Regions from separate parts of the Homo sapiens genome. Here regions 2, 3, 4 and 5 are each linked to region 1. A link is an interaction called in ENCODE POLR2A ChIA-PET data of the cell type or tissue named here. Cell type or tissue: MCF 10A. All regions are shown on one strand. Each heading gives the region's core, and the rest is flanking DNA. Links, peaks and the distances in the headings are about the cores only. Region 1 overlaps MAP3K7CL (MAP3K7 C-terminal like). Region 2 holds the start of BACH1 (BTB domain and CNC homolog 1). Region 3 overlaps LINC00189 (long intergenic non-protein coding RNA 189). Region 4 overlaps BACH1 (BTB domain and CNC homolog 1). Region 5 has its middle 3.1 kb from the start of CCT8.

What was found. Peaks named below come from ENCODE experiments on the same cell type or tissue, not always from the same donor. Only the 100,000 strongest peaks of a DNase experiment are listed, where the experiment ranks them.
Region 2: POLR2A ChIA-PET joins it to region 1 with 61 read pairs; 7 of 35 experiments call an interaction of 5 or more read pairs at or near these places.
Region 3: POLR2A ChIA-PET joins it to region 1 with 17 read pairs; 3 of 35 experiments call an interaction of 5 or more read pairs at or near these places.
Region 4: POLR2A ChIA-PET joins it to region 1 with 12 read pairs; 3 of 35 experiments call an interaction of 5 or more read pairs at or near these places.
Region 5: POLR2A ChIA-PET joins it to region 1 with 15 read pairs; 3 of 35 experiments call an interaction of 5 or more read pairs at or near these places.

The regions. Positions count from the first base shown.
Region 1 is chr21:29,142,044-29,148,508 of GRCh38, reverse strand. All of the region lies in intron 2 of MAP3K7CL (MAP3K7 C-terminal like), which reads right to left. Among named protein-coding and RNA genes, the nearest start is that of MAP3K7CL, 15 kb to the right of the region's middle. In MCF 10A, for the core only: no CTCF peak of the experiment used is centred there; DNase peaks (open chromatin) are centred at 2,248 and 2,988.
Region 2 is chr21:29,297,431-29,303,895 of GRCh38, reverse strand. BACH1 (BTB domain and CNC homolog 1) reads right to left here and starts at 4,974. Exons shown (of 5, transcript NM_001186.4): 1 at 4,943-4,974. LOC105369299 (a long non-coding RNA gene) reads left to right here and starts at 5,160. Exons shown (of 2, transcript XR_937652.3): 1 at 5,160-6,465. RefSeq lists silencers at 1,294-1,588, 4,540-5,449 and an enhancer at 3,200-3,309. In MCF 10A, for the core only: a CTCF peak has its summit at 5,074 (motif pointing left); DNase peaks (open chromatin) are centred at 3,675, 4,175 and 5,015.
Region 3 is chr21:29,256,386-29,262,850 of GRCh38, reverse strand. All of the region lies in intron 1 of LINC00189 (long intergenic non-protein coding RNA 189), which reads right to left. Among named protein-coding and RNA genes, the nearest start is that of BACH1, 39 kb to the left of the region's middle. In MCF 10A, for the core only: no CTCF peak of the experiment used is centred there; DNase peaks (open chromatin) are centred at 810, 3,680 and 4,960.
Region 4 is chr21:29,339,197-29,344,872 of GRCh38, reverse strand. It overlaps BACH1 (BTB domain and CNC homolog 1), which reads right to left. Exons shown (of 5, transcript NM_001186.4): 5 at 1-2,474. The coding sequence ends at 2,040. Among named protein-coding and RNA genes, the nearest start is that of BACH1-IT2, 30 kb to the left of the region's middle. RefSeq lists an enhancer at 1,554-2,753. In MCF 10A, for the core only: no CTCF peak of the experiment used is centred there; a DNase peak (open chromatin) is centred at 2,132.
Region 5 is chr21:29,073,917-29,079,604 of GRCh38, reverse strand. It overlaps a transcript of MAP3K7CL not described here. Among named protein-coding and RNA genes, the nearest start is that of CCT8, 3.1 kb to the right of the region's middle. RefSeq lists enhancers at 298-437, 2,986-4,185, 5,062-5,688. In MCF 10A, for the core only: no CTCF peak of the experiment used is centred there; no DNase peak of the experiment used is centred there.

The sequences.
Region 1 (6,465 bases), core at 821-5,820:
TTGCTGGATGGCAAGATGCAGTTCTAAGAAGCATTTGAGGAAACCTGACCAAAATATGGGTCAAAATATCCAAGTCACCCCCAATCTCTTCAAGAACATAGTGCTGACCGAGCCTTGGTGCTAGAAAGCAGAACTTCCATTATCTCCAGGTACTCTCTGGCTCTAAGGTCCATTGGCCACTCATTTCCAATCCCTACCCTAGTACATACACAGTACACATATATGTACAGTAAAGGTACAGTACAGATACATATACAGTACACATACAGTATACCTACACATACATATATAATAGAGATACAGTACAGGTATATATACAGTACACATATACATACAGTACAGGTACAGTACAGATACATATACAGTACATACATATAAAATACAGACACACATACAGTATACCTACACATACATATATAATAGAGATATAGCACAGATACATATACAGTACACATATACATACAGTACAGGTATAGTACAGATACATATACAGTACATATACATATGCAATACACATACAGTACACATGCACATACACAAACATATATAATATATAATAGAGATACAGTACAGATACATACACAGTACACATACATATACAATACAGATACAGTACACATACACATACATATAATAGAGATACAGTACAGATATACAGTACAGATATATACAGTACAGATACAGTTAGGTTTATACAGTACACATATACAGTACAGATACAGTTAGATATATACAGTACACATACAGATACAGCACAGATACATACATACACAGTACACATACATATACAATACAAATACACATACAGTACACATACACATACATATACAATAGAGACAGTACAGATACATATACAGTACACACATACAGTACAGGTATAGTACAGATACATATACAGTACACATATACATACAGTACAGATACATACACAGTACACATACATATACAATACAGATACAGTACACATATACATATATAATAGAGATACAGTACAGATGCATATACAGTACACATGTATACAGTACAGATACAATAAGATATGTACAGTACACATACAGATACAATACAGATACATATGCAGTACATATACATATACTGTACACATATATATGCAGTACAGTACATATACATATACAGTACATACATACAGTACACATACACAGTGCAGATACATATACAGTGCATATATGTATACAGTACAGATACAGTGCATATACTACATATGCAGTACACTTATACATATAGTACACATACATATACAGTACATATACATATATAGTACCTATACATATATACATTTACAGTACACATATGCATATACAGTACACATACTATGCATATACAGTATGTATGCAAAATATAAGGTGAAAAAATAATTTAAAAACCAAAGCTATTTTAAATTATAATAAAGCAAGAAAAGATAACAGTTTTTATGTTTTCATAGTCATCACCAAATTTCTTGATAAAAACTTGTTGGTGTTCTTTTTGAACTAGAGGAAGTGACATGGGCCACATACAATGTGGAAACAAGTATCCTCTCCCAATGTGCTGATAGTACAGTCCAGAATAAAATGCAGTACACAAGGCATTTCTGGCATCTAAGGCATTGAAAGCATCGAAGATAATCACCAAAAAGATAATTTAAACAAGCATGGTATTCACTTTGACCAAACCCCTCAAGGGTCATATCACTTAATAGTCTCTGGTATATTTTAGTCAAGAGTAGTATAACAATACTTCCATTTAAAAGTAGTTTAAAATAATGACAATGCATCACCAAATTTGAATCTGTTTTGTATCTGCTCCTATGCTAGACAATGGGTGTCCTCAGATTCAGTGATATCACTTAACTTTAGCTCACAGAACAAGTAAAAACTGAGAAATTTCCCAAGCCCCTTGCTGCAGGTTAGAGGACAGTCTTCAGAGGAACTGAGATTCAGTCCCAAGGCCCTTTGAATGCTCTACTTAGACCAGAAGTGACAAATTCTGCCAATTACTGTGCCTTGTTAAATCCACCCCAATGTTTGCAAAGAATTGGACAAAAGGCAAAAATAATACACTTGTCACCACTGAACCTTTAGAGGTAGGCTTCATTATAAAACCTATGCTTTGTGAAACTGATTTTGTTCTTAAGTGCGTTTACATTCACTGCAGTACAAGTTTAATAACCTAGACATCACGACCATTTTAGCTCATTGGGTCCAAGGCCAGAATGATTTGGCAAAGGTAAATGGGAACACACTGTACTTGTGCATCCCAACCCTAATAATCATAGACAAGCAGGCACTTGTTGGAAGGAGAAACCACTCTGTAAAGTATGAGAGCAGCTGAGACATTCTAGAATTCTAGAAGACAGCCAGGAATGAATCTTAAGGCTTCCTGAGACTTAATCCACCTTGCCCCCTGTGAAGTCACACTCCTTCCTGCTTAATTATTAAAAAAAAAAAAGTTATCCATTTACTTTACTACAGTAATGTAAATAGCAAACACCTGGTATCAACAGACTTAATGAGGCCCGTTGTGGAAATCGACGTCCTTATTTATAGTCACGCCATGTCACCTCACACATATGTGACCATACTGATAAACTTACAGATAAATAAAGTAGCTTCAAATTGGACTCCTTGAGTTGAAATAAAAGTCTAATTGATTAACGTAGAAATCAACATACAATAGATGTTTTAGAGAGTCAAGCAAAATAAAAAGTAAGACTTTTGTTAAAGAATGGATCAAGTTGGATTAACCCAAGCAGGAAATAGCAGCGGAAACAAGAAAACCAAAGACAGATGTATGAAGCCTACCAAGTCTGAAAGCCAGGCCTGTATTTCACTGTTTGATGCCATCTGGTTTAGCTGGCATCCCTACCAGCCAGAAGTTTCAGGGCTTGCGAAGCTGCTTACAAAGCTGCCCCAAGTTGATGTGTGGTGTGTTTACTTTTAAACAGTGGCTGCCTTCTTTGACTGGTTTTAAAAATAGGCAAATATTCTAAAAGCAGGATGATGAATCACTGGATTGGGCCAAAAGGAAAGAAGGAAAATGACTCATGCTGACTTGTAGCACAGCTGTTCCAAAAACATTTGGCTGAATCGTTGTAAAACATTTTGACAGTGATACCGGATCGGAGTTCCTGACAGCAGTTAAGTTTGTTTTGACAATTCCAGAAGCATAAAGTAGACTGTACAGTAGCTGTACAAGAGACCCTCTAGCAAATTTAGCTTTTTTGAAAAAAAAAATAGTTGCTTGATATGTTTATAATGGGACAAAATCACAGCACAAGTACATTTTTATTAAAATTTACCAATTATTTATTGTGCAAGACAGGGACTCAGACTTACGCAAATTGGCAAATCACTTTATCATATTTTTAATGCATTAAGGAAGTAATTTGAAGGCTTCTTCTTCAAAATGGCACTGTAGACTTACTAGACCAAGCAAAATGTATCCTAAGAAATTTTTTAAAGGATGAAATATAAAGGAAAGAAGAGGAAAATTTTTTATATAAACAGATGTTCACTGCCTGTTTGGCAAATACAATGTGACTAAGCCAACGTCCTTAAGCTAGAACTTTCTTACTGACAGCCCAACCATTATGATGTACCATAGTACATTTGATGATGGGCTCTTTTCAACATCTATTGAGCAGCTGTTGGGTTGGTTTCAGGATTATTTTGTTTGTAGATTCCCTTCAATTGTCTTCTCTGTGTTTCTCCATAACTTGAATAAATAGGACACATTGGGTCTGTAATCCAAATCCTCCCTGTTATTTAGCAATGATAGCTAGCAATCAGTTAACAGAGAATATTGAAGCTGGAAAGGACTAGGCAACCATCTGGTCCAGCCCCCTCAGAGTAGAGCTAAAGACAAGGACCCCAAAAAGGGAAAGAAGCCACCCAAGACTCCACGATTCGTGGCCATGTAAGACTAAGGGGTGTCCCCCAGCCCTGGGCTCTTTCCACCATACCACTCCGCTCTTCTTCACTTACTAGTCCATAGGTTCTCAGACTCGTATTTCATGAACCAGTAAAATTTTCCCTAAAATATTCTGGCTGGGCACAGTGACTCATACTTGTAATCCTAGCACTTTGGGAGGCCCAGGCAGGAGGATCACTTGAGGTCAGGAGTTCGAGACCAGCCTGGCCAACATGGTGAAAACCTGTCTCCACTAAAAATACAAAAATCAGCCTGGCTTGGTGGCACATGCCTGTTGTCCCTGCTACTCGGGAGGCTGAGACAGAAGAATCGCTTGAACCCAGGAGGCTGCAGTGAGAACTGGAGGTTGCAGTGAGCCAAGATCAAGCCCCTGCTTGCACTCCAGCCTGGGCAACAGAGCTAGACTCCGTCTCAAAAAAAAAAAAAAATTCCCTAAAACATGGGGAATTATGTCTTAAGAGCATCCAACTTTTTATTTAGCTAGTGAAGATGATTCAAAAATGACCACCGGATATCATTAGTATCCCTTTAGGACAGAGAGAACATTTCAACACCAAAATCATAAGGCAATCATAGAGTAAAGGAGTGGCCATTATATTACATACATTTAGCTTTACAGATAAAAATAAGCATATACCCAAAACACCTCACTGTCGTACCCTTCTTTCTTTCTTTATATCAGAGGGGTGAAAACTTCATCAAAGCCAGACCAGGTTTTGAGAACCACTGTTCTAAACAGCATCTTCACTGGGTTTTACAATCAATCATCTCCCCCTCCCACTGTGCTCCCCATCGTAGACATAACTGGGATGTAAGTTGAGACGCCCTAAATCCTTGTTAAAAAGTGTTTAGGTTGGGCCACGCGGGGTAGCTCACACCTGTAATACCAGCACTTTGGGAGGCCGAGGTGGGCGGATCACCTGAGGTCGGGAGTTCGAGACCAGACTGACCAATATGGAGAAACCCAGTCTCTACCAAAAATACAAAAATTAGCCAGGCGTGGTGGCACATGCCTGTAATCCCAGCTACTCAGGAGGCTGAGGCAGGAGAATTGCTTGAACCCAGAAGGCGGAGGTTGCAGTGAGCCGAGATTGCGCAACTGTACTCCAGCCTGGGCAACAAGAGTGAAACTCCGCCTCAAAAAAAAAAGAAAAAAAAAGTGTTTAGGTTTCCACACAGAGAAGACCTCAGGAGAGGGAAAGCCATGCCCAGAGGACATTCCCAAGCCCACTCCACTCCCCAAGCAGAACACAAGAGGCAGCCTTGCCCAGGATCCACTGAATTTGTTGACATTTCCTGCAGTTACAGCTGGCTTCATGGGCATTGGACCTATGTGATCACACAGAGCCCGCCCTCCAGACGGGCCCCACGCTTAATTTAATGCTATAGTGTCTTGAATTTCTTAAAAATTTTTGAATGAGGAACCCTGCATTTTCATTTTGCACCATGTCCTGCAAATTATGAAGTTGATTCTACCTGCAGTATGACCTCTGAGTGCTGGTGTCCTGTAAATTGTCCTGCAGGTCACCAGGGACAAACTGACACTTACAAGGCAAGTGAATCTGAGTAGTGGCTTAAGTGTTGAGGCTCATACAGAAACTTTCCTAGGAACTGTTTGCCTATGAAGGCTCCTAACCACTAAGAACACAGCGGGTCAGTACAACGTTCAGTAGGACACAGACTTGCATTTGAATCTCGGGTTGGCCACTTTTTAATTGGTGAATGTGAACAACTGGCATAATCTTCTTGAGACTCAGTTTCCTCCTCTGCAAAATGGGAAGGGTATTACCTGTCTCTGAAAATTTGTATTGATAAAGCAATGTATATGTCAATCACTGGCCTAAAGCCCAGCACCTAGGAAATAACCAGTAATAACAATGAATGCTTAATATAATTAAGTTCATTTTTCATTCTTTTTCACTATAAAGCCAACCAAAGGAGTAATGTGGAGACAGGGGAGCTGTGTGTGTATATATGTGAGTAGTGGCACTTTTTCCTCTAACCCATGTCTATTCTATCAAGCTAAACTTCTGAGGTGGGGAATTATTCTTCATCATCTGAATAATACAAAGGCAAAACACAGGGTTAAGGTCAATGACTCTAATTACTGAGTTCTGCCTCTGCCACTTAAGGGAGATTTCCCTGATGCAGCCATAACCTCAGGTCTTGTGGATTTACTCTCTTCATTTAAATCTGAATTTAAGAATCTTCTGTCCAGGCGCAGTGGCTCATGCCTGTAATTCCAGCACTTTAGGAGGCTGAGGTGAGAGGATTGCTTCAGTTCAAGAGTTTGAGACAAGCCTAGGTAACATGGCAAAACCCCATACCTACAAAAAATACAAAACAATTAGCCGGGCATGGTGGCGCACACCTGACGTCCCAGCTACTTGGGAGGCTGGGGCAGGAGGATCACTTGAGAATGGGAGGTTGAGGATGCAGTGAGCAGAGATCATGCTACTGCACTCCAGTCTGAGTGGCAGAGTGAGACCTTGTCTCAAAAACAAAATTTACTTCCAAACACTTTTTATATGAAAG
Region 2 (6,465 bases), core at 656-5,655, 160 kb before region 1:
GATTCTGGCTACCACTATTTCTTCTTCCTCACGTTTGCTTCAGGGCAGTTTTTTATTATCCTATGAATATTTGAATATTTTCTAACCTGTCCCTGATCCTAAATAAAACAAAGAACCTGTTCTAGAGGAGTGATATTCAAAGTATTAGACATATAAGACATTTAACATCTAGAAAACCAAATTATATTTTGCTCAATTCAATTCTAATCCAATTATGGGTAAAAATAAGTCACAAGACAAGTTTTATGTCTATCTTAGGAGATGAACTAGAATTACTTAATTCCAGCTGCCTTCTCAATAATCACACCAATGATAAAAACAGAAAGTAGAAAGCTAAATAATCAAAAGAATTTCAACTCAGTGCACACTTACAAGGTACCACACACGATGTTCTCTCCTTCAATCTGTTAAACATTCCCAAGTTTCAAAATCACAGAACTAGAATGAACGCATATCATACCACCCAGTTCAGCAACCAACAGTTTATTAAAGAAACACAGCCAAGGCACATTCAGAGTGCCATAGGAGATAAAACAGAAAGACACAGATTCTCACCATCAGGAAACTTACAATCTGGCTGAAAGAATGGTCAAAATAACACAACCTTTCTGAATTACTAACAGGTACAAAAAGCTATACGATAAATATGTCCATTGTATTCATATCCATTTCATGGATAATTTTTCTGTATTAGTACAGGCATATCATCTAAAGAAAACATAATACTTAGAAGAAACTAATTAGCTTACAAATTTACATTCTAAATGTTTCCAACAAACTGGATAGGGCCCAGGAATATGTACTGAGAAACTAGTTCTGTTCTGGTATTAACAAGAAGGGAGGGGTGGACAGGTTACTAAAGCTGCCAGGCCACAATGTCAACTACAACGTGGAAAAGACTAGCCAAAGAATGGCAAGTGTTTTTATTTCGTAAAAGCCAGTTTCAATTAACTGGTTAGTGACTACCTCAAGCACTCCGCTGAGACTGTTAAGATTCCTTTAAGTAAAAAGCTATGTCCTGTGTTCGTTGCCCTCAGAAGTTGGATGTATGTTTGAGATGGTGCTACTGACTTAACATAAGAGTGTTCCCCGGGTTGTTTTTCCAGTCTCACTTGTGATCAATGCCGGCAATTCAGCTCTCAACAGCTATAAAACACTACTGTGTAACTAAGTACTTCCCTGATTCTGAACAACAGATAATAACACCTAACACTTGATGTTTCTTATAAAGCTGGCACTGTTCTAACCACTTACCCCGTATTAACGCATATAATCCTCACAACAACCTCTCTGATACAGATTCTACTATCACCACCCCTGTTTTACAGAGGAAACAATGAGGCACTAGTTACCAGGTAGAAGAGCTTGCCCAAGGCTTTAAAGTGGGTGACACAACCAGAACCTGACCTTAAGCAGTCTGGCTCCAGAACTACTTTTTAACCATTCTGCTTACTGCTTCTTTGTCAACTGTACAGTGATCAAACCCAGACTTCAGTTATGTTAGTGCACTGTGTAAGCCAGGTGCCTGGGCTTCAGGAGAGTGTAAGTCAATGTTTTAGCTGCAGTCCTGAAATGTTTACTCCCTCCAAGGGGCACGGATTCTGGCGAATTGCACTCAAATTACCCATACCTTGGCCATCGGTACATTACCTCATTTGACATATATTTTAAATCAAAACAATCTCAAAAATCATCGTTCCACCACATAAAATAAACCCTCTGTCTAGAATGCTCAGGGAATGCAGGTTTTAGGGTTAAGACAATTCTCTCATTAACAGAACATTAGTCAGAAAATTAGAAGAGAGGTGGTGATTCCTAAAACGTAAGTCATGGAGAGATCAGCACTATGAAGAGAAAATCTGACAAGTGGTAATTTTAACGGGCTTTGCAACTGTTATTCTGAGCATCACCTCTCACAGTACAGGGGTGTAGAAGGCACATGGCACATGAGATTTAACTGAATGGTAAATACTAACCACCCTCACCGCCGCCACCCGCCCCCAGCACTAGTAGGAGGTTGATATTCTGAATAAATGCCACTTCCCAAGGGATTTACTGAATATGTCGTCTTATTAATCTTAAGAGAACATAAGCTTGGCAAAAAACAAACAAAAAAAAACAGACTTCAAGGAGTAACAGTACAAACTAATTTTTACATATGCTATACATATTACACTCCAATGTGTAGATTATCTTCAAGTATTTCCACTGCACCCTTTTACACATCACTGCACTTCAGATCACATACATTAAACCAACCGCTGGGCTTGTCTCCAAATTCAAAATACAGGTTATCAAATGAAATTCTGTATTTTTTGTATTTCCATCCCCAGTATCAACAATGTAACAAGAAATTTACACTCAAGCTTCTAAAGTAAAACATACAGACAATAGAACTACCTATAAAATAAAACTTAAATGGAATATTAACAGTCTGAAAGAACTCTTAGGAGGAAACCGTAAGTTAAAAGAAAAAGCATTCCGGTTGTTGAAAGAATGTTACTGACAGTGGTTAACAGGCTATGTTCCCCCAGCAACAAAGGGGTGGAGGACATGCACGCGCATTATATAATATGAATACACGATTGTTAGTCTGCATCTTTAAGCTTAATGTCTTTCTTATATTAAAGTTTTTAAAAGTTTTAATATATTCCTTCCAAATGAACCTCCTTGCACCCCACCTTGGAGGCCCTAATACTTACAAAATTCATGATTTCTAATCTCCTCTAGTCCCAGACTTAAAGGAACAAAATAAATCGTTTTTCCTAATACAGAATATTTTAAATGAACTACCATTAATAGGAATCATCATTTTTTTCACCAAAGGGCCAAATTCCCAGCTCTACATTTCCCATTCCTAAACTTTGTTTGCAATGAGGACTCATATAAATATTTGGGTTGTGTGCTCCTTTTTAAAGCAAGAAGCAATGACACCAGGTGTAAAGGCAGTGGTGTCATATAATCAAGACAATGAGACAGGTATTTACGGTTGGCTATTTATTAAACAGCTCTTTCGAGACTTAACCCAATGAGACCTATTAATTCCACCCATATGGTGCTTACCCTCCTCTGACTCCTGAAACTTCTTGTGTATGCATGAAAAGCCAAGGGCCATGAGAAACAGAGCAAGTCCCTTCTGTGTACTCATAACCAAATTTTTATGACGCACAAATTAAGCTCACTGCTTGAAACTTATAGACCACGTAACAGAAACCACAAAAAGGAAACTAAGTCCAGTAAGAGTAGTAAATATTTTTGTTACAATATTTTTTATTGGGTTACCCCTAGCTGCAAATTTCTTCCCCAGTTTTAGCTCTCTCCAGCGCAAATTTATTCTCAGACAGCAGGTCACGAGGCTCCGTCTTTAAACCCGCCTCAGTGCTATTGGCCACTGCCTAAGAGTGCTCTTCCACTTCACCCACTGATAACCTGTATCAAAACAACCCCAGCTGGGTCCCCTTCAGCCTTCTGAAGCAACCTCTCTAGAGCGCTCTTTGGCCTTTTATAGTGGAGGCATGTGATGAGAGTATTTGCACCAGCTGTTTCTAATTACCTCTCAAGCTGGGGCGAATGACTCAGCAACCCAACTTTTTAGAGAGTCATCCTACCTTGTTAACCAACCAACATACCGAACAACAGTAAACCACTTGACAGAAACATAGGTTAAACAACAATACAAGAATCACTACGCCAAAGTCACCCTACTCCAAGCTGACTCACCGGGAGCCTTTCTTCCCTAAGCTTCTTCAAGATGTCCAAAGGCAGAAGTGGCAAGTGCCTTCAAGCCCAGCCCAGCCCTTGCACCACTACCCAAAGACCAGGAAGAAGCAAGCCGACCTCTTCCCATTTCTCTGCTTGACTATGTGAAGCGCTCAAGTGCTCTGCCACTAACACATCTGGGATTTCCACCCTTTATCCTTCTGAACTGCATTCAATGCAGACCCTCTGATGTAAAGGGTGTTCAAATACATGATCAAATTCCCATAGCATCATCCATGGGTAACAGTCCCTACCCCTACACAATTCTCCAAAAAGCAAAGCATCCTACAAAACATTCTTTGTTCCTCCAAGCATGACATTGTAGCTCGTTTTCCTCATACACGTTCTTTCACAATTACTACTACACTTTACCTGGAATCAGCACAAGTTTAACGCAGAAGCCTCACTCCATAAAAGCATTCCGCACAATTCTACTCAATGACATGAAACTGCCGTGTAAGAATGAGAAAGCAACGGCACTCGTGTTACATTACACGAGCACAAAGCTGGTGTCTCCAGAATCAACGCCCACTCTCACCATATTGTGCGAGGCTTAATTACAACGCGTGGGCAAAACTCCAACAAAGGGAGTCCTGGGCTCTCCGGTCCCCAAAACCAGTCTTCGCTAAATCCAGCTCAGCACGGTGGCCTTCTCTCCCCAGCCACAAACTCGGCTTTTCTTACGCGATTCCACGCGCGACAGCCACCGGGCTGAGTAGACGCGAGGCTGGGCATGCGGTGGGAGGCGGCGGAGGACAATACGGGGCCCCAGCCGCGAGGGCGGTGCTGATGTGTCACAGCCCGGGCGGGCCGCGGGCGAGGGGCCGGGCTGGCGCCCGAGGGCAGGGAGGGGGGTGGGGCAGGGACCCCGCGGCCCCCAGCCCCCGCCCGCCCCGGGTAAAGTACGGCGCGCGCGGGTAAACAACAGCTCCGGCAGTGCAGGGGGTTCGGCCGCCGACGGGACGCCCCTTCCGGCGTCGCGGCCACTTCCAGGATCCCGGCCGCCGGCGCCCCCCGCGGGCCCCGATACGTGCCCCCCGCGCCCCGCCCAGCCCAGAAAGAGCCGCCCCCGGCCCGCCCGCGCCTTCACTGGACCTGTCCGCCGGCCTCCCCTCACAGGCCCGCGGCCCTGACCGCGCCAACCCTCCCGGAGAAGGGCCGGCGGGACGGCCGAGCCACTCACCAGAGCTGAGGCGCGGCGCGGCCCGACTGACTGAAGCGAGAGCGCCCGGCGGGCGGCGAGGGCAGCGGTCAGGTGACTCACTCCTTCCGCGCGGCCAGCCGCCCCCTCCCTTCTGCGCCGCTCTGCTGCCGCCACCTCGCGGCGCCAAAACCCCGCCCGCCCGCTGAAGGCCCCGCCCCCGGCGCCGAAGCCCCGCCCTGCCGCCCTCGAAGCCTCTGTCAGCGAACGAGCGCGCGCAATAGCGCGGGGCAGGGGTCGCCGCGGCCGGAAGCCCACGCGGGGGGTTGCAGGGACGGGTCGTAAGGGGCGGGGCGGGCCTCGAGGAGGCGGCGGTGGGGTCCCCGGACCTCCGCGCGTGGCACAGCCCGCATCCTGAACTGACTCCCACTCGAGGACCACCTCTCCTCTCCCTTCTGAGGGCGGAACGGAAAGGCCAAGCGCCTCCTCGCCTCGGGAGCTGCAGGACGCCCTAATTCAGCCGAGTCGCCGCGTGCCCGGGTGCCCGCGAACAGCAGGAGAGAGGACGGGCGCTGGCCCCACAGGGGTCGCTTTACCCCTTGAAGAGCTCCTCGCTGCCTGCCCTGGGGGTGGTGGGCGTCCAGGTTCACAGGGTACTTGAGCTTGCTGGGGTGGGGGTGTGTATGAAGTGCGTCCAGGGTTTTGTGGAGCGCGTCTAGCAGTTGCTCTACTTCTTACTGACAGTGAAACAAGGGCGCCCACGACAGGTGTTCCCTTTTCGCTGTCGCTGCCAGGAAGCTTCCAGCCAGGTTCAGCGCCCAGTGGTGTCAGCCGGCCCATCTCGAGCCTTGGTTCCGCTGTCATCTTCTGGTGCTTATTCTGGTGTTTATCCAACTGTCCGTTTTGAAATTATGTTCCCAAGCCATTTAACACCTCTGGAGAACCAAAGCACTGGCTGTCAGCGGAGCGGGATGCACGCGCAGCGGAGGGGACTGGGCACGCCAACCCCACGAGGGTTCCTGCGGAGATGACACGGACCTTGAGGTCTGAAGCCAAAGGACGATTTGTGTGAAGGGATTTTATTGTTAGCTTTGGAGCCAGCAACAAGAACACAGCCCTGGAGTTCCCGGGGCAAAAAGGATACCAAGATAATAATTCAGGTATTACGACTAACATGACTGCATTTGCACCCACAGGCTGTGGGACTTGGGGACGTTTGAGCTACATCCAAAATACATGAGAAAATCACACAAGTGAAATTGGATGAGAGTGCGAGGGGTGAAGTGATACATTATGACCTAGAATTAGGGGAGGCTTCCTGGAGCAGGTGACATTTGCATTGGGTCTTGATTGGGAAGAGTGGAACCCAGCAGTCTAGATAGGGTCCAGAGGTAGGAGGTACCTCGCATCCCAGGCTGCCTCAGTTCATGGTGAGAGTGCAGATATTTAGTGAAACAGGAGGAAAGGACACTTGGAAATACACCATGAAAGAAGGATTGAAGTTCTTGCAGACACATGGGAGTGTCCGAGGCTTTATTCTCCTTCCACCTTGAGCCAGTGGAATT
Region 3 (6,465 bases), core at 672-5,671, 110 kb before region 1:
GTGTCATTAAGAACATTCATGATTCATGGGAGAAGGTCAAAATATCAACATTAACAGGAGTTTGGAAGTTGATTCTAACCCTCATGCATGACTTTGAGGGGTTCAAGACTTCAGAGGAAGAAGTCACTGCAAATGTGGTGGAAATAAGAGAACTAGAATTAGAGGTCGAAGCTAAAGATGTGACGGAATTGCTGCAATCTCGTGATAAAACCTGAATGGATAAGGAGTTACTTCTTATGGGTGAGCAAAGTGGTTTCCAGTGAAATCTAATCCTGGTGAGGATGCTGTGAACATTATTGAAATGGCAACAAATGACTTAGAATATTACATAAATGTAGCTGATAAAGCAGTGACAAAGTTTGAGAGGATTGACTCTAATTTTGAAATAAGTTCTACTGTGCGTAAAATGCTATCAAACAACATTTTCTACAGAGAAATCTTTCGTGAAAGGAAGAGTCAACTGATGAGGCCAACTTCAAATGTCTTATTTTAAGAGTCAGCAACCACCACCCTGATCAACATTCCACCAGCAAAAAGATTACAACTCACTGAAAGCTCAGGTGATAGCCTTGTTAGGCAATAAAATATTTTTTAAATAAGGTATGTACATTTTTAGACAATGCTACTGCACACCTAATAGACTATAATATATCGTAAACATACTTTTATATGCTCTGGAAAATGGAAAAATTTATATGACTTGCTTGATTGTGATATTTGCTTTATTATGGTGGTCTGGAACCAAACCCACAATATCTTCGAGGTATGCCTGTACTGACTTGCAGTAGAACCCAGACGCAGGCTGTCTGACTCAAGCTACACTGCCTCAAGGCAAGGGCAGGAACTCTTGTTTATTCCTGTAGCCGATGTTACATTTAACACTGCCTCTCAATCCAAAAAGCTGTTTGCTATGGGCAGAAGTAACTAAAATGAAGAAAATAAAATACAGTATGGTTTCCATTTAGTTAATGCTATTTTGCCAAAATAACAAAAACATAAATCCTAAAGAAGATGACACTCAAACATTCAATATCATTTATGTTAGTACCTACATAGAGTTGTCTCAGTTACTAACTGAACATTTCTGAATCACTGCTTAACCTAATCCTGGTTTTTCCCCTGGTTCAAGTCAATCTAATTCATGCTGAATCTCGTAATTTGAAGATTGAGCTTCTCAAAGCTTATCTGGCTTCTCACCATCTTTGTATCCAAAGACCCTGCAAGCACTTTTATCCCACCTTTGATTTCCTTAAAAAGTGTGATTGATAGCTACTCCCTATAATTTGTGATGGAAAATACTCCTTCCAAGTTTTTTTTTTCTCTCTCTCTCTCCCTCCTTCTCTACCTCCTTCCCTCCCTCCCTCTCTCTCTCCTTCCCTCCTCCTTCATTTCTGGACCCAGTAAAAAAAAGTGTTAATCACACCATTGTTGTTGACTCAAGTGAAACATGATTTTTCTCTAATTTATGACCTTTCTAACAGTTTTCATCTAAGTCTTAATCAGTATTTTCTATTTGAAAAATTCTACAGTTTCCTCTACCTAATTTCTGGTATCTTAAATATAGTTTTTAGAGAACGTTATTTAACATGGATTTCTGTCTGTCGTCAAGACTGTGTTAACTGAAAATTCAGCCTATAATAGATGCTAATTCCTTAAAACATACTTATCCAGCACATATTAAAAACCTTCAAGCAATGATATGAGTTGTCTTCTCCATAACTGTAATATTAAATTATAATATAGGATACCTTTTAAAATCATTTACAACATTGTTGTAGAAATCCAGCAGTTTAAAAAAATCAATTCTTGTGAATCCCTCATGGAGCTAAGAGTGGACGATTCCTCATAAACTGTGTCAGGTGCTACGCCTCCACTTTGGCTATTAAGTTGCCAGATTAATATTTAGGCAATAATAATAATAATAATAGCTAACACCTGAAACTGTATTCTGTGTAAGTACCATTCTGTTTATATCTATTAACATTTAATCAAAATAATTCAATGAGATGTTTCCTGTTATAATCCCCATGTTACTGGTTAAGAAACTGAGATGCAATAACTTGCCAGAAGTCTCACAGTTAGTTAGGCGTAGAACCAGGATCCAAACCAAGACCACCTCACTCCAGCTTCCTTAACCTTTGAGCAACACTGCCTCAAGGCATTGTCTTCATTCATTCACTCACTCAGTTAACAAATATTTATTGAGTACGTACCTCATCAGGCCAGGGCCCTGCCCTAATGTGGCAGTCAAATAATTTGAAAAGAGTATGGTATCATGATAGGCATAGAAAATAGGAGTAATAAAACAGCACAAAATCAGTCTAGGGACATTAGAGAAGGCTTCCAGAAAGAAGTCATGCTTAAGTTGGGTCTTGCTATGGTTGGAATATTTACCCCCTCCAAAACTCATGTTGAAATGTAATTGCCATTTTAGCAGTATTAAGAGGGGGACCATTAAAAGGTGATTAGGCATGAGAGCTCTACCCTAATGAATGGATTAATGAGTGTCATATTGCTGGAGTGTGATCATTATAGAATGGTGAGTTCAGGTCTCTCTCTCTCTCTCTCTCTCTCCCTGGGCCTCACTATTGTGAAGACACAGCAAGAAGACCTTCAATCAGATGCAAGCACTTGATCTTGGACTTCCCAGCCTCCAGATATGTAAGAAATAAATTTCTGTTCATTTAAACATTATCCCATCTATGGTATTCTGTTAGAGCAGCACAAAACAAAGGTCCTAAACAATGAGTGGGAATTAAACAGGCCAAAAGTAGCTACAGGGTGAAGATGAGCTTCCCAAGGCAGAGAGAGTAACAAGTGCAGAGGGTAGGAGGGGAGAAAGAGGAAAACATTCTTCAGGTAACTCTTAAGTCAGCATTATGGCCAGGCATAGAATGGGGTGGGAGCTCATGAGATGGGCTGGAGAGACAGGTAGGGGCCAGATCATGCTTCCCTGAGTCTGATGACCCTATTGAAAGATACTAAGCAGATATGATCAGGTTTTCTCTTCAGAAGACGACTTGTCTGCCTTCAGTGTGTGGAAGATGGGAAGGTGAGCAAATCCAGGACCAGGAAGACTAGACAGGAGGCTGATCTGGTAACTGGAGCAAGAGATTACACTGATCTGGACTGAGCTGACCATCCCCTGAGCAGTGAAGCTAGCCAGATGATGCAGATTATTATCTTAAATATATAAGATATAAAGCTGTGATGCACAAAAATAATGATGCACAAATACTATATGTCTGATGAAATATATATTATATGTAAATAATATATATATTTGTATATACAAAAGATATATATGGAAGATATCTTCTTAAATACTTTGGAGAGGTTTTGGAAAAAAGATATACAAGCTGCCGGTAGGTATTTTTCAAAATATATACAAAACACTCAAGAGAGAAGCAGCCAAAAACAAAAGGCATTTAAGAATGAAAAATAAAAAAGAGGATACATCAAGAAGAAATCCTCAAGAATTCACTAAATTGTAGTTTACTGTAAATAATCATGTCCCAGAGGAAATTTCAAGGGATAATATTTTCCTGCTAGAGATAAAGGGAAGGAAATCCTAACAAAAACAAACCAGAAAGGATTGCACAATTTTCTATAATAAAACAAAGAGAGCTGACTGATGCGAGGTATGCAACAGGCAAAAGGCACGTAGGCACAGCCTCCAGAAATTGGAAGAACAGGATGAGCACGTGCCAGGAGGCTGCACCCAAATTCCAATCTCCTGTTCCATGAATTTTCTTCCCCTTCCCTTGGCTCATTCCAACAGAAAGAAATCACAATTCCTGCAATCGATAACAAGTCCTAGGTTTCTCCCATTCTCTATCATCTATGTATCTTCTTGCCCCTTCTCTCCTAAACTTTTGGAATTGTATTTTAAATATTCACTAAACATATTGATTTGGGGTGTCCCATGTTTGTGAGTACCATTGCACAGCATCACTTTATGTATAACTGATCAAATTACCTCAAAACAGGACTAGCTCTTAGCATTTTTCCTGTGTGATTCATACTCAGCCTCACTTGAATGTCTCAGGGTTAGTAAAATAATTGTGGCTGCAATAGGCAAAGAAGGACTAACATTTAATGGATTTCTCTTGTGAACTAGGCTCCAAGACAGACGCTTATCATGTTTGATCATATTGTATTAAGTCTCATATCCTATAAAGGAGGTGGTATTATTTTCATTTTACAGGTAAAGGCACTATTTTGTTGGCGGGGGGAGGTGGAGTCTCACTCTGTTGCCCAGGCTGGAGTGCAATGGCACACTCTCAGCTCACTGCAACCTTCGCCCCCGAGTTCAAGAGAATCTCCTGCCTCAGCCTCCCAGGTAACTGGGACTACAGGCGCATGCCACCATGCCCGGCCAATTTTTGTATTTTTAGTAGAGAAGGGGTTTCACCATGTTGGCCAGGCTGATCTTGAACTCCTGACCTCAAGTGATCTGCCTGCCTTGGCCTCCCAAAGTGTTGGGATTACAGGCGTAAGACACCGCACCTGGCCAAAGAGCACTATTTAGAAAGTTTCCTGAAAGTACTTAGATTTTTAGCATCTGTCAGGATTAGAGCTTCTGTCTGACTCCAAAGTCTATACTTTTTCTACTATGCCACATTCTAAAGTTCTTTAGTCTAATGTCCTTGGAAAAAAGAATGATATTTTCCTCCTTCATACTTCATAAGGACGTTGTGAGGATTAAAGAGGAGTTTAAAATAAATTTACCCCAAGAAAAGTGGCAAAATAGGAAACATGAAGGTCACTTCCTTGGAAAATTCCAGCAACTCTGACTTTTGTCCACTTTACAATTTAAGTAACAAGGTATTTTTAAAAACTTGATTTGAGAATTACATGTTAACATTCTTGAACAAAGAGGCAGGTGGTATAGAGAAATGACAATGGGTTCCGAGGTCAGACAGAAATCCTGCAGTCCTGACTTCACCACTCAGGCAAGTTACGCAACCTCCCAGACTATCAGTGTCCTGCTCTGAAAGAGACAGGTAATAGAAGTTGCTTTATATAAATGTTATGAAGATTAAATAATAAAGGTAAAAGGCCTACCATAGCACCCAGGACATTATAGGTATTCATTAATTATGCACATAAGTTAAATCACTGGGTTTTTAAAAACCACAGATGATTTTCGTGGTAGCTGTATTAGTCAGGGTTCTCTAGAGGGACAGAACTAATAGGAGATATATATATATATGTATATATATATATGGAAGTTTATATATATATTATATAATATATAACAAATGTCACCAAGTATATTGTGATCTAACCTTAGAAGTCACACAGTATCACTTCTGTGGTTCTCTGATGATTAAAGCAGCCCCAAATTCACCCAGACTCAAGGAGAGAAAACCTAAACTACCTATCAATGGTAAAAGAGTCTCAGATAATTTGCAAGTACCTAAGTAGGTCCAAGCTAATACCTAGAGCGAAAAGTTAGAAAATCTGACCAAGATGTTGGTAAGAGTGAATATACCCAGCAAGAAAGGAGATGGTAATTATAGTGCAGTTGGGGAGAAAGAAGTCATTGAAACAGAAGTTTTCTGTTTATGCCATATCATGTTGAGAATTCTCAATAAACCATTTACAACAATTTACCATATGCAAGAAGAAGCCAGAGTCTGTGCACTTATGTGAAAGCCAAAACCAAAAATTTTATCATTCAAAAGTGACCTGTTGGTCACATCCTTGCCTCTTTGCTTAAGATTCTAATTTCTTTTGTACATGTAATAAGTAAAAATATTTTGAACTTGGTATCTTTTCTAAATAGAAGGCATATATATATGGTAAGGATTTTTATTGGCTAATCTCTTTACAAATCTTGTCAGTACCTAATCCTACAAACATGCCATGATGTGTTAGCATAATTAGCCCCATTTCACAGATTTTTAACAAGGAGATTTAGGAAAGTATCTAACTCACCGAAGATCACAAAATGAACTTATGCAACACTCATATGTTAGCATATGGCTCAAGGCTGCTAAGGCAAATGCTGCTTAGAGAGCAATAGTTACTTCCTGAAATAATATATCTTGTTAAATATAATTTCAAAGCGTCCTTTGTCACTAGAATGGATAGGGAAGCTAAGTGATTGGATGCCCTCCCCTACAGCTGGTAGCTCCAATGTGCTGAACTTTTTATTTTCCTAGAGCGATGATGACTGTGAATCATATGAGCTCTTGCTTTGAAAATAGTCCACAGACAATGGGAGCAGATGGGCTTTTTGGCAGCAGTACCCCTCTTTTCCATCTGCCACAGGTGAGTAGTAGGCCACTTTCTTACATAAGCCCCAATGGCTACTTCAAGTACTAGCAGATTACAAACATCATAGCCAACTTAGGACAGCATAAGATATACATTTAAAGGAGGACAACAGTTCTTGGAGTTAGAGGAATTGACACATAGTAGAAAACGGTAGCCAGTTCCAGTGTCATAAATTGTGCC
Region 4 (5,676 bases), core at 1-5,000, 200 kb before region 1:
TTTGACATTTGCACATACACAAACTGATACAACCAATAGTTGGGTGTACACTGAGGTAGGAAATCAAGGGTTCCATTGGCTTAAGATTTTACATTTTGTAAACCAGAAGTTCTTATATTATTTTATATCGTGAAGCTGAAATTTAAAATTACAAGTATCAAAGAAATACCTATATGGAGAGATATATATGTATACATACACATACACACACACACACACACACACACACACACACACAAATTCTTTTGCAGTATGGGATGCACTATCAGAATTATTCTCCCTGACAAATTCTTGAGTGTACTTATAAAAGCTACTAGAAAATAAACAAGTCCAACTAATTTTCTCTTACAAATAAGTCAGTGACAGAGAGAACATACAAACCACTGAAAATATACTAGCAATATCCTCCCCCTACACCCTGATCAAAAAGGGTAACATTTGACAAATTACTCCAAGACATGAAGACTGGTCCCCATATACTCTCAAGGGCAAGGCCAACTTGCTTCAGACTTGTTCATACACAGTGGGTGGTGGCTGCCCACATTAGCTAGACAAGCCCTGCACTAGGCTCAGGATGCAGTCTATAGAAGTGTCTCTTTCAGCCCTCTGATTTTGGTGAAATCAACACTATAAACTACTCCTCTGTACCATTAAAACTGGGTTCTGCCAATGTTTCTGTGAATGTGAATATATGCATTTTTTTTAATTGCTGAGAAGATCCATAGCTTTCATTTGACTCTCAAACACATCTAACCCCAGCATGGCTAAAAGCCACCGCAAAATGTTATGCGATAGGTGCTCAGTTATCTATTTTGTAACAGGACTGAACAAACACTAAGACTGATCTTTAAATGTCCAAGTTAAAATGATTTGTGTGTCTTTATACCACACCAAATTTGGAGAAGAGAGCAAGGATTCAACCTGCTTTTCAAATGCAAACCCACAATAGAAAAAGATTGAGTTTCATCCTATTTCACAAACCTGCAGAGTTGCTGCAGATACATTTTTTATCTGTTACAATCATTTTTACAAGTGAATAATACGACTTCAAAAACAGGGTGAAAAAAATGAACTGCACTCCTGGTAAAAAGTAAGCAACATTCTTTCCCCGTGATGTCTGGTTTTCTGGCATTGGTGACCCACGGTGGAAAAATGAACAGCTTTACATGTTGGTAAGCTCTCCAGATTCTAGGGAGCCTGAGATAATGCTGCCAGTGTAATCACTCATGCCACTGTATTCTGAGTCCTATTTCTTCTTCCAAAGGGACAAAAATGCCAGGAAATAGGAAGTCCATGATGGGACCAGATATGGTAGAGACTGAAGCGGGGGGCAGGGAGGGAAAGTGACACTTAAATCTATTCATGTAGCCAGACTTTCTAGAGTCCATACTGAAGAGGAGAAGCAGCCCCCGTCTTAGGCCAACCACTTGCCTATTTACTAAATCTTCCCAATGTAGCTTAAAGCCTGATTTTAGGAGCCGAAGAACAAAGCCCTAAGATTCAGGTAAGACCATCTTTTTTTCACAATGCAGCTCTACAAAAATATTCCCAGTAGCTGACACCCTGCTTCTAAGAATAGAACTCTATTAGCATTGCTTGGGAAGAAATTTTCTTTCAAACTAAAATATTAGAAAAAAGTCAAATTATTAAACTTCTGCAGGCCACTTCTTTTAGTAGGAACTATCTGTAGATGTTTCAAGCTGTTAAATTGCTGTCTGATATGCTGCAGTTTTCATTCTCCTACTTATTCTGAATAGCAGGAAGAGTTATTACTAGAGTTATTATTCTTTAAAACATGAGTTTTAAAGGTTTACTACATTTTCACATGGATTTTTCTGATATCCAGGAGGCAAAATCATTTCTTTGTCTCTTGTAGAAATCAAGGAGAAATCATGGTTGACTTAAAGGAAATTCCCTTATGGTAAACTACTAAAGGAAAAAAACAGTATTGTTGAGCAACAGATGGTCATATTAGGCTTTCAAGACGCTGCCAAAACTTCAGGAGAAAATTAGATGGTTTGAAGGAAGTGAATGCAAGTTTACTCATCAGTAGTACATTTATCAGTCATCTGCTGACAGAAATCTGAGATCCCACCACTCTGACGACACTGTTCCGCAGGCCCAGCTTGCTCAGAGGTGGCTGTGGACATCTGCTGGGACTCCTGCCCTCGCGCGTAGCCAGGCTCACTGTTTCCTCTGGCACAGGGAGGCAGCACTGCTGGAGGCCGGTCAGATAAACTGAAAATTGATGGTAACGCCAGTTCACCATCAGGAGTACTTTTATCTTTTTCAGAAATTAAAAATGAAAGTGGGCAATCTGCAGCTGAGTACTTGGCGAGTATCTGTATTTGTTCTTGACTCAGAGCTGCTTCTTTACAAACTTTCTGGCAAAGTCCAGTTAGGTTCTGCTTTGTCTCACCCAGAGTTGACAAAATGTGATCTCTTTCCTTCAACAAGCTCTCCTTTTCACTTTGCTGTGAAGTGGGGAAAGAGAACACAATGGCTTGTGTTTATTAGCTCAATCAACATTTCCAAGGCGATCAAATAATATACAGGGGCTTCTCATCAAGTAAGATCACATGGAGTTTATCCTTTCAATTCCATTCAATTATACATTAAATACTAAAGGCCCAGAATCTCCCACCCAAAACTCTTGGGGCAGATGTATTTTGGCACAAAGCATTTTTCAGGTTTTGGAAAGACAGTATGGGTGCACACATAATTTCTCTAGCAGGCCTGGGGCAGCACTTCCCTATCAACTATCTTTACATTTCTAGGTAAACATTAAAATAGCAAATAATGAAGAAAGTAGGATAAAGACTATGTAGTCTAATGTCAATTTGGGGCAGTTTTTCGGTCAAAAGAGTTTGTGACAAACATACGGTTTTTGGAGCTTTCTGGATTTACAGACTGTACATAACAGGTATGGATGGCATTTTGGATGGGATACAAGAAAAAAAGTAAAAGTACAGTTAGCATAACTTAATTACTGAGACTCAAAGCATTGCAAGATTCAACTAATGACCAGCATTTGTTGAGCAGATTCTCTGACAGATATTGTGCTAAATGTTTTCCAACATGCAATCTCAGCTATGTAATCCACACAACACCTCTCTTGATTTAAGCAACATCAAACCCACTGAAGGGATGGGACTGAATTTAAGATGCCTAGAGACAGCCGGTGGGTGAGTTACTAAAGTGTGAAGAATTCGGGGGGGTAATTTTGTGCTTGCTAATTACCATTTTTGTTATTATTATAATTTTAAGATATTACCCCTATAAGAAAGTCTACCACAGAATTTTTCAAAAGTTTTTCTGGTTCCTGCCTTCCTGTCCATGTCACTTATCACTGCTGACAGCATGTCTTTTCTATTATCATCCCATTTCATCCTTCTTGTTCTAACATCTTATTGCTTCTAATCTATTATGAGCCAGGAAACCAAATAATCAAGGTATTTATAAGAAAAGAGTAAATAAACACTTGCTAGAAAGTCAAACGTTTTTCTTATGAAATTTATCACAACTCTCAACAAGTCAGTGTTGTTCTGTTTGCTTTCTGTTCATTGACAGGTTCTGGAGAGTTGAGGCTGCCAGTTAACCTTGAGACAAGTTAGTTCATAGTGCTAATCTATAAGTGCCATCCTTTAGTCTTTTATGACATAAAAGTCACTAAAAGGGTAAAACGAATTTTGCTTTATACAAAAGTATTGTTATGGTTTTATACAAAAGTATTACTATAAAATTATGTATGAATCCAATTATTGTTATTTCTAAAATATTTTAAAGCCTTGTAATATTTTGAGAAAATATACAATAAATACAAAATACTAAATTTTTATATGGCAAAGTATTCTCCAATCTGTTCAGATTTTTATATACAAGTTCTTTTTTTTTTTTTTTTTAAATAGATGTAGGTCAAGAATGTGCGTGTTAAGTATGTGTATGTAAGCAAAATCAATGTTTGGCCAGTACATTTTCTCTTATGCAAAGTTTATCAGTTGCACTCTTCTGATAAAATGAGTCTGCAGATACTGAAAGGGCAAGAACGGTACCTACTGCTTGTTCACAGTAGGAACCATTAAATGCAATCAACACCCATTTCTTTTTATGGTCTCTCAGAAGCCAATCCAAAGGAGGATGAAAACAAAGCTTCCAGAAGAAAGTGAGAAAGAATCTTTCTTCACTCATGGCAATATTCAGCCATGGACTCCTCTACCAAAGTTGGGATGAATCTATTCTAAACAGCAATAGAAAATTTTCAACTGCTGGTTGGTCTTTTAAATTAAATATGGTTCAACAAAATAAGGAGTACTTGAGCTTCCTCCCAGAAATTAGAACCACTACTTAACCTACAGATACTATGAAGATTACAAATATTTTATGACTTCTGTATCTTAATATCCACATGATCTTTAAATACTCTCACTCCTCCCACCCCACTAAATTAGGGATGACATCATTCTTTAAGTATACAAGATGGCTTGCTTCTTCACAACAACTAAAACAAATAGGCACAGCCCTAGAACTCCACCAGAATTATTTCTATAAATTAAATGTTCCCATCTGTTCCCCTGCACTTTAACTCCTACACAGCTAAGCTTCTAAGCAGTTTCCATTTCACTCTAAGTTTAAGACACATATTTACTATAATAGCAGTCAGCTTAATAACTAAAAGTAAAATACAAGTAATTCAAGTTAATTACTTAATGACATCAGTATTTAAGATACCTCCCAAAGTCACTACTTACAGTCATGAGTGGGACTCACTATTAGTGTCCTGCTACCTATCCCTACAATATATTTCCATTTTCCTATAAAAACAACTGTATAAATCACGTTTGAAGTGCTGCACCTTTAATTAGAGCTATTTCTTAAAAAGGAATAAAATTGGCATTCTGGTACCATTCTGGATTTTATACCAACAAAAAATCTTTACAGGCTGGGCACAGTGGCTCACGCCTGTAATCCCAGCACTTTGGGAGGCTGAGGTGGGCGGGTCATGTGAGGTCAGGAGTTCGAGACCAGCTTAGCCAACATGGTGAAACCCTGTCTCTAATAAAAATACAAAAAAATTAGCTGGGCATGGTGGCACACACCTGTAAACCTAGCTAAAAGGGCAGGCTGAGGCAGGGGAATCACTTGAGCCTGGGAGACGGAGGTTGCGGTGAGCCGAGATTGTGCCGCTGCACTCCAGCCTGGGTGACAGAGCAAGACTCTGTCTCAAAAAAAAAAAAAAAAAAAAACCTTTGCATCTAAATCCTTATTTTGAATAGCTAGTGCACAATATTTATTCAAATATAATTTTTTTAAAGATCATAAATATAACTCACCCAATAAAGATATAGAAGAATTTGGCACCAAAAGTACAAGTGACAATTTTATGATAGGGTAAAGAGTACTCACTGTTAGAAAATGGTCACTAATAGTTCCTTAGTAAGTAAAACCTCTGAACGGCAGTTCAGAGAAATCTGCAAATGGCACTGAGAAATATAAGCAAAAATGCTCATTTTCACTCATAAGATAAAAATAAAAGCTACCACGAGATATCATGGTATCTCACTATCAGACTGGAAAAAACCCAAAAGCTGACAACAAATCTTGACTGAGGGTGTGGACAGACACACACACATATACTGCTGCTGGAAGGCCAAATATGACAATTCCTAAGGAGGGGAA
Region 5 (5,688 bases), core at 689-5,688, 69 kb after region 1:
CCATGGAAACTTGTATTTTCTGAAAATTTAGCAGAACCTGGGGGCTTTTTGTGGCAAAGCAATAAACTGAACCAATCAGATGCTCCCTCTTGGGATGTTTGAATATGAAACACGTAGAGACCTTTCTGGGGGGAGTGGTGAGACAGTATGGGGAAGCTGAGAGACCCATAGAGAAAAGGAAGCAAGCCAAAGCTAAGAAAGAGCTTGGCATTTGGCCAAGACTCAGATTAGCATGGGCCTTTGCCTGCATGCCCTTTGTGGATACACCAGGGCAGAGCCACTTCCTTCCTGTCTCTTGGCACTGCTTCTCCTGTGGCCTGAGTCTTGGCCAAATGCCTTGTGATCCACCTGGAACACGAGAAGATGGAGACCTGCAAAGAGCTTCTCCAAGGCCATCTTCCTTTCACCTCCTGATCTCACCTGGGAAGCTGTCATGAAGCAGTTTCTCATCACCTCCAGTGTTCTGATGAGACGTGGGTCTTCCTGCTTCACCCTCTCTTAATAGAGTGGCAGAACACAAAACCACCGAGCTGCATTACCCAACTCGCATTGCAATCTCCAAGTCCCTTTGGTTTCAGTGTCATTCTTTTTGATGAGCAGAACAATGACCTCAAGGAGTTGGCACATTTGGCTAGTCTTCCTTTTGTCATCTATGTAATGAATAAACGGTCTGATTCTAAAAAAGTGTCCTTGCATCTTTACCAGTCGAATCAGTCAGGACTTTACCTTAGCCATGCCTTGTCTCATGTGTGCTTGACAGAAACTAAGTGGAGCTGTGGGACCAACATGGTAGTCGTAGGCCGAGTCTCCCCTCAACCTCATCCCCACTCCATAGATAAAAGGCAGAAGAGTGGGAGGGAGGTTTACAGGGAGATGAACAAAAGTAACAATTATATTGAGAGGAGAGTATTGTTTAGTCTTACTCTTTTGGTTACCCCCAGTTCTCGGCCTCTCAATCCACTCCTTCTGACCCACATTGGAAGTTACCTCACTGGTAAGGGATTGACATGGGGCTACCTTTCTTGATTGCATGGAGTTAACCCATTTAAAGTCTCTCCTTCTCTGATCAGTGCAAAGCAGCAATGATGCCCAGCATGCCTGTGCTTTCACCCTAAGCCACGTTCTCTGTAGTCCAGCGAGACTCTGAATTCCAGCCTCCTGACCCCTCTATTTTCTTGGTTGTTTCCAAACTCAGAAAGTGAATAAGGGTATAAATTATTGTGCCCTCTTAAGCCCAAATAAATTCGATTAAAAGAGAAAAAAATTTAAATTTATAAAGGAATATTAAAAGATTTTAACAACAACAAAAATATCCTGAAGCAAAATAATGAGCCAACACAAAATGAGTCAGACTCCAAAGCCAAACAAAAGAATTAAAATTCAACAGAAAAATACTGAAACATAAGATGATATAGTAACATGAAATAAACAATACAAATGGAGGCAGAAAAAGAAAAGTCAGGAGGTTAAGGATTTAATGGGAATTGGGAAAATTAAATAATAATACAAAAAAAATCAAAACACATAGACAAGCCAAAAACATTAAACAATTCTGACGTACAGGGGTTAAAACTTTAACACAAACAAAAAATGAAAAAAACAGAAACAAAGTAACTAGAAACAAATAGTGAACTGAGTCCTTATCAGAATCCTAAGATGGCTCAGACATCCCCAACCCCCAATCCTCACGGCTTTTAGCTCTCCTGGAGGCTGGAGGCCATGTTTTCAGGCAGCACCTAACATGAGGATCCCAGGCTTTTGAATCACTATAACAGAAACCTACAGTCTCCTTGGCGTTTTGCAAACTCTGCGCAAAAACCCTCTTGATTGCTTTGTGTTGTTCTCTGGTTTTACTTCACATACGTCTGGATGGTAAGAATAGAGACCATACCTCCCATGTCTTAATCTGTTTGGGCTGCTATTGAGAGGTGACAGCGTGCTGGCAGTCCTCACAGCCCTCCCTCGCTCTCGGCGCCTCCTCTGCCTGGGCTCCCACTTTGGCGGCACTTGAGGAGCCCTTCAGCCCACCACTGCGCTGTGGGAGCGCCTTCCTGGGCTGGCCGAGGCCGGAGCCGGCTCCCTCAGCTTGCGGGGAGGTGTGGAGGGAGAGGTGCGGGCAGGAACCGGGGCTGCGCGCGGTGCTTGCGGGCCAGCGTGAGTTCCGGGTGGGCGTGGGCCCCGCGGACCTCGCAACTCGGAGCCGCCTGCCGGCCCCACCGGCCCCGGGCAGTTGAGGGGCTTAGCACCTGGGCCAGCAGCTGCCGTGCTCAATTTCTCGCCTGGCCTTAGCTGTCTTCCTGCAGGGCAGGGCTAGGGACCTGCAGCCCGCCATGCCCGAGCCTCCGCGACGAGCGCCGCCCGCTGCTCCACAGCGCCCAGTCCCATCAACCACCCAAGGGCTGAGGAGTGTGGGCTCACGGCGGCGGACTGGCAAGCAGCTCCACCTGTAGCCCTAGTGCGTGATCCACTGGGTGAAGCCAGCTGGGCTCCTGAGTCTGGTGCGGACGTGGAGAACCTTTACGTCTAGCTAAGGGATTGTAAATACACCAATCGGCACTCTGTATCTAGCTCAAGGTTTGTAAACACATCAATCAGCACCCTGTGTCTAGCTCAGGGTTTGTGAATGCACCAATCGACACTCCGTATCTAGCTACTCTGGTGGAGACATGGAGAACCTGTGTGTCTAGCTCAGGGATTGTAAACACACCAATCAGCGCCCTGTCAAAACAGACCACTGGGCTCTACCAATCAGCAGGATGTGGGCGGGGCCAGATAAGAGAATGAAAGCAGGCTGCCAGAGCCAGCAGTGGCAACCCGATTGGGTCCCCTTCCACACTGTGGGAGCTTTTTTTTTCTTTGCAATAAATCCTGCTGCTGCTCACTCTTTGGGTCCTCACTGCCTTTATGAGCTGTAACACTCACTGCAAAGGTCTGCAGCTTCACTCCTGAAGCCAGCGAGACCACAAACCCACTGGGAGGAACAAACAACTCCAGACGTGCCTTAAGAGCTGTAACACTCACTGCGAAGGTTCGCAGCTTCACTCCTGAGCCAGCGAGACCACGAGCCTGCCAGAAGGAAGAAACTCCGAACACATCCGAATATCAGAAGGAACACACTCCGGACACGCCGCCTTTAAGAACTGTAACACTCACCACGAGGGTCCACGGCTTCATTCTTGAAGTCAGTCAGACCAAGAACCCACCAATTCCAGACACACTATAACAAAATACTACAAACTGGGTGGCTTAGAAACGGTAGAAATGTGTTACTCACAGTTCGTGAGGCTGGAAGTCCGAGATCAAGGTGCTAGCAGATACAGTGTCTGGTGAGGGCCTGCTTCCTGGTTCATAGATAGTACCTTCTAGCTGTGTCAGCACATGGTGGAAAGGCAAATAAGCTCCCCTGGGCCTCTTTCATAAGAGCGCTAATCTTTTATAAGGGTGGAGACCTAATGAACTAATCATCTCCCAAAAGGCCCTACGTAATACCATCACTTCAGGGCCTAAGATTTTAACATGAATTTTGGAGGGACACAAACATTGAGACCACAGCACCTTAATTCTTCGATCTCCTCTTCTGGATATCCATTTGGTCACCCAGTAGTTCATTTGATGATGATTTATTGACTCCTTACTCCGTGCATTGTCCAATTACAGTATAAGTGCTGGTGATTCACCACCTACCTGCTGGTGGAGAAAGATGACAAATAATTCTGTCATTACAACTGTGGTAAGTGCTATGAAGGAGAAACACAGAAGCTATGAGAATGACAAACAGGGAATGTCTTGGGAGTCATCAAAGACTTTCTAATGAAAGTGTCTGCATACTGAGGTAGAATTAATTCAGCCATAAGGGAATAGAAGAGCATTTTAGGTAGGAAGAACAGCAGAGGCAAAGACCCTGAGGCAGAAGTGGTAAAGCAGACAGCACGAACTATTCCAGGTACTGGGGCCAGAATACAAGACATTAATGCCAAATGGAGAAGATACCAGTGAGACAAGGACCAGAACCTAGGCCTCAAAGTCACTTTAAATATAGATTAATATATATTAATATGTTAATCAGGTGTCATTTTAGCTCCTTTCAGTTTTATTTCAATTTTATTTTGTGTTAGCTATTTTTATAAGTAATATTATCTCTGAGTCAGAGGAATGTGCTTTTGTTTATTTCTTAGCTAATCCAGGAAAAATCTTGGATTGTTCTGTTGTTCGGGACTGATCATTACAGTAGTTCTCTAACGTATCAGTCTCAGAACACCTTTAGACTCTTAAAAATTAACTTCCCCAAAGGTCTTTTGTTTATGTGGGTTATAGGTATGAATATTTGCTATATTAGAAATTAAAACTGATAAATTTTTAACGTTATTTAAAAAATAATAATCCTATCACATGATAATATGTATGTTTTTATTTAAAATATCTCTATTTTCCAAGAATGAAAAGGGTGGCTGTATTAGTCCGTTCTCGAATCGCTATAAAGAACTACCTGAGACTGGGTAATTTATAAAGAAAAGAGGTTTAATTGGCTCACAGTTCCACAGGCGGTACAGGAAGCATGGCTGGGGAAGCCTCAGGAAGCTGACAATCAAGGTGGAAGGTGAAGGGGAAGCAGACACATCCTACAAGGCTGGAGGAGGAGGAAGAGACAGAGTGGGGAGGTGCCACACACTTTTAAACAACCAGGTCTTATGAGAAGTCACTCACTATCACAAGAACAGCTGGGGATTATAATTCCACATCATATTTGGGCAGGCAATTCAAACATATCAGTGGCATTTACATTTTTGCAAAAATCCAAACCATATCAGTGGCATTTACATTTTTGCAATTTTTTTTTTTTTTTGAGACAGGGCCTCACTCTTGCCCAGGCTGGAGTGCAGTGGCATGATCTCAGCTCACTGCTGCCTCAACCTCCCAGGCTCAAGCAGATCCTCCAACCTTAGCCTCCCAAGCAGCTGAGACTACAGGTGCATGCCACCAAGCCAAAGGGATTTATATTTATCTATAAATTCATATATAAATCAGATATATTTATATAAAATGTGTATATTATATATATAAATCAGATAAATAAATATGTATTTATATCTGATCTTAAAAGAGTAAAAGGGATTTATATTCCCAGGAAGAAGTAGAAAAGAGGAATATAGATAGTGGTTAAGAACCGGCATTTTGCAATAAGTCTGATCTAGATAGGAATTCTAGCTTTAATATTTACTAGCTCTGTGATCTTGGGAAAATTATTTACAGTTTGTGAACTTCAGTTTCCCTTCTACAAAATAGAGACAGTACCATTTAATTTTTAATTTTTAATGGTATCGTCTCCATTTTATGGAAGGAAAACTAAATGGTATTTTAACCGACAATTCATTAATTTTTAAGACTGACCATTAACAGAGATACTGCATGTAAAGCAGATCACACAGAATATGGCACACTTGAGCACTTGATGTGTACTACATTACTCTTAGTGACGACTTTAATTATCGTGCGCATTCCCAGCGCTTCCTATGGTGCCCAACACAGAGCGGACGCCTAGAGACAATTTTGGGGGATGGGGCAGATGCTCTGCCTCGGGAAAAAAAAAGCACACCTGCCCTGACGTTGGTGGCTGGGTCTGGAAGATACGTGGAAATTAAGCTAAGGATGTGTGGCTTCCAGATCAAAAACCGCAAAAATCTAACGCCG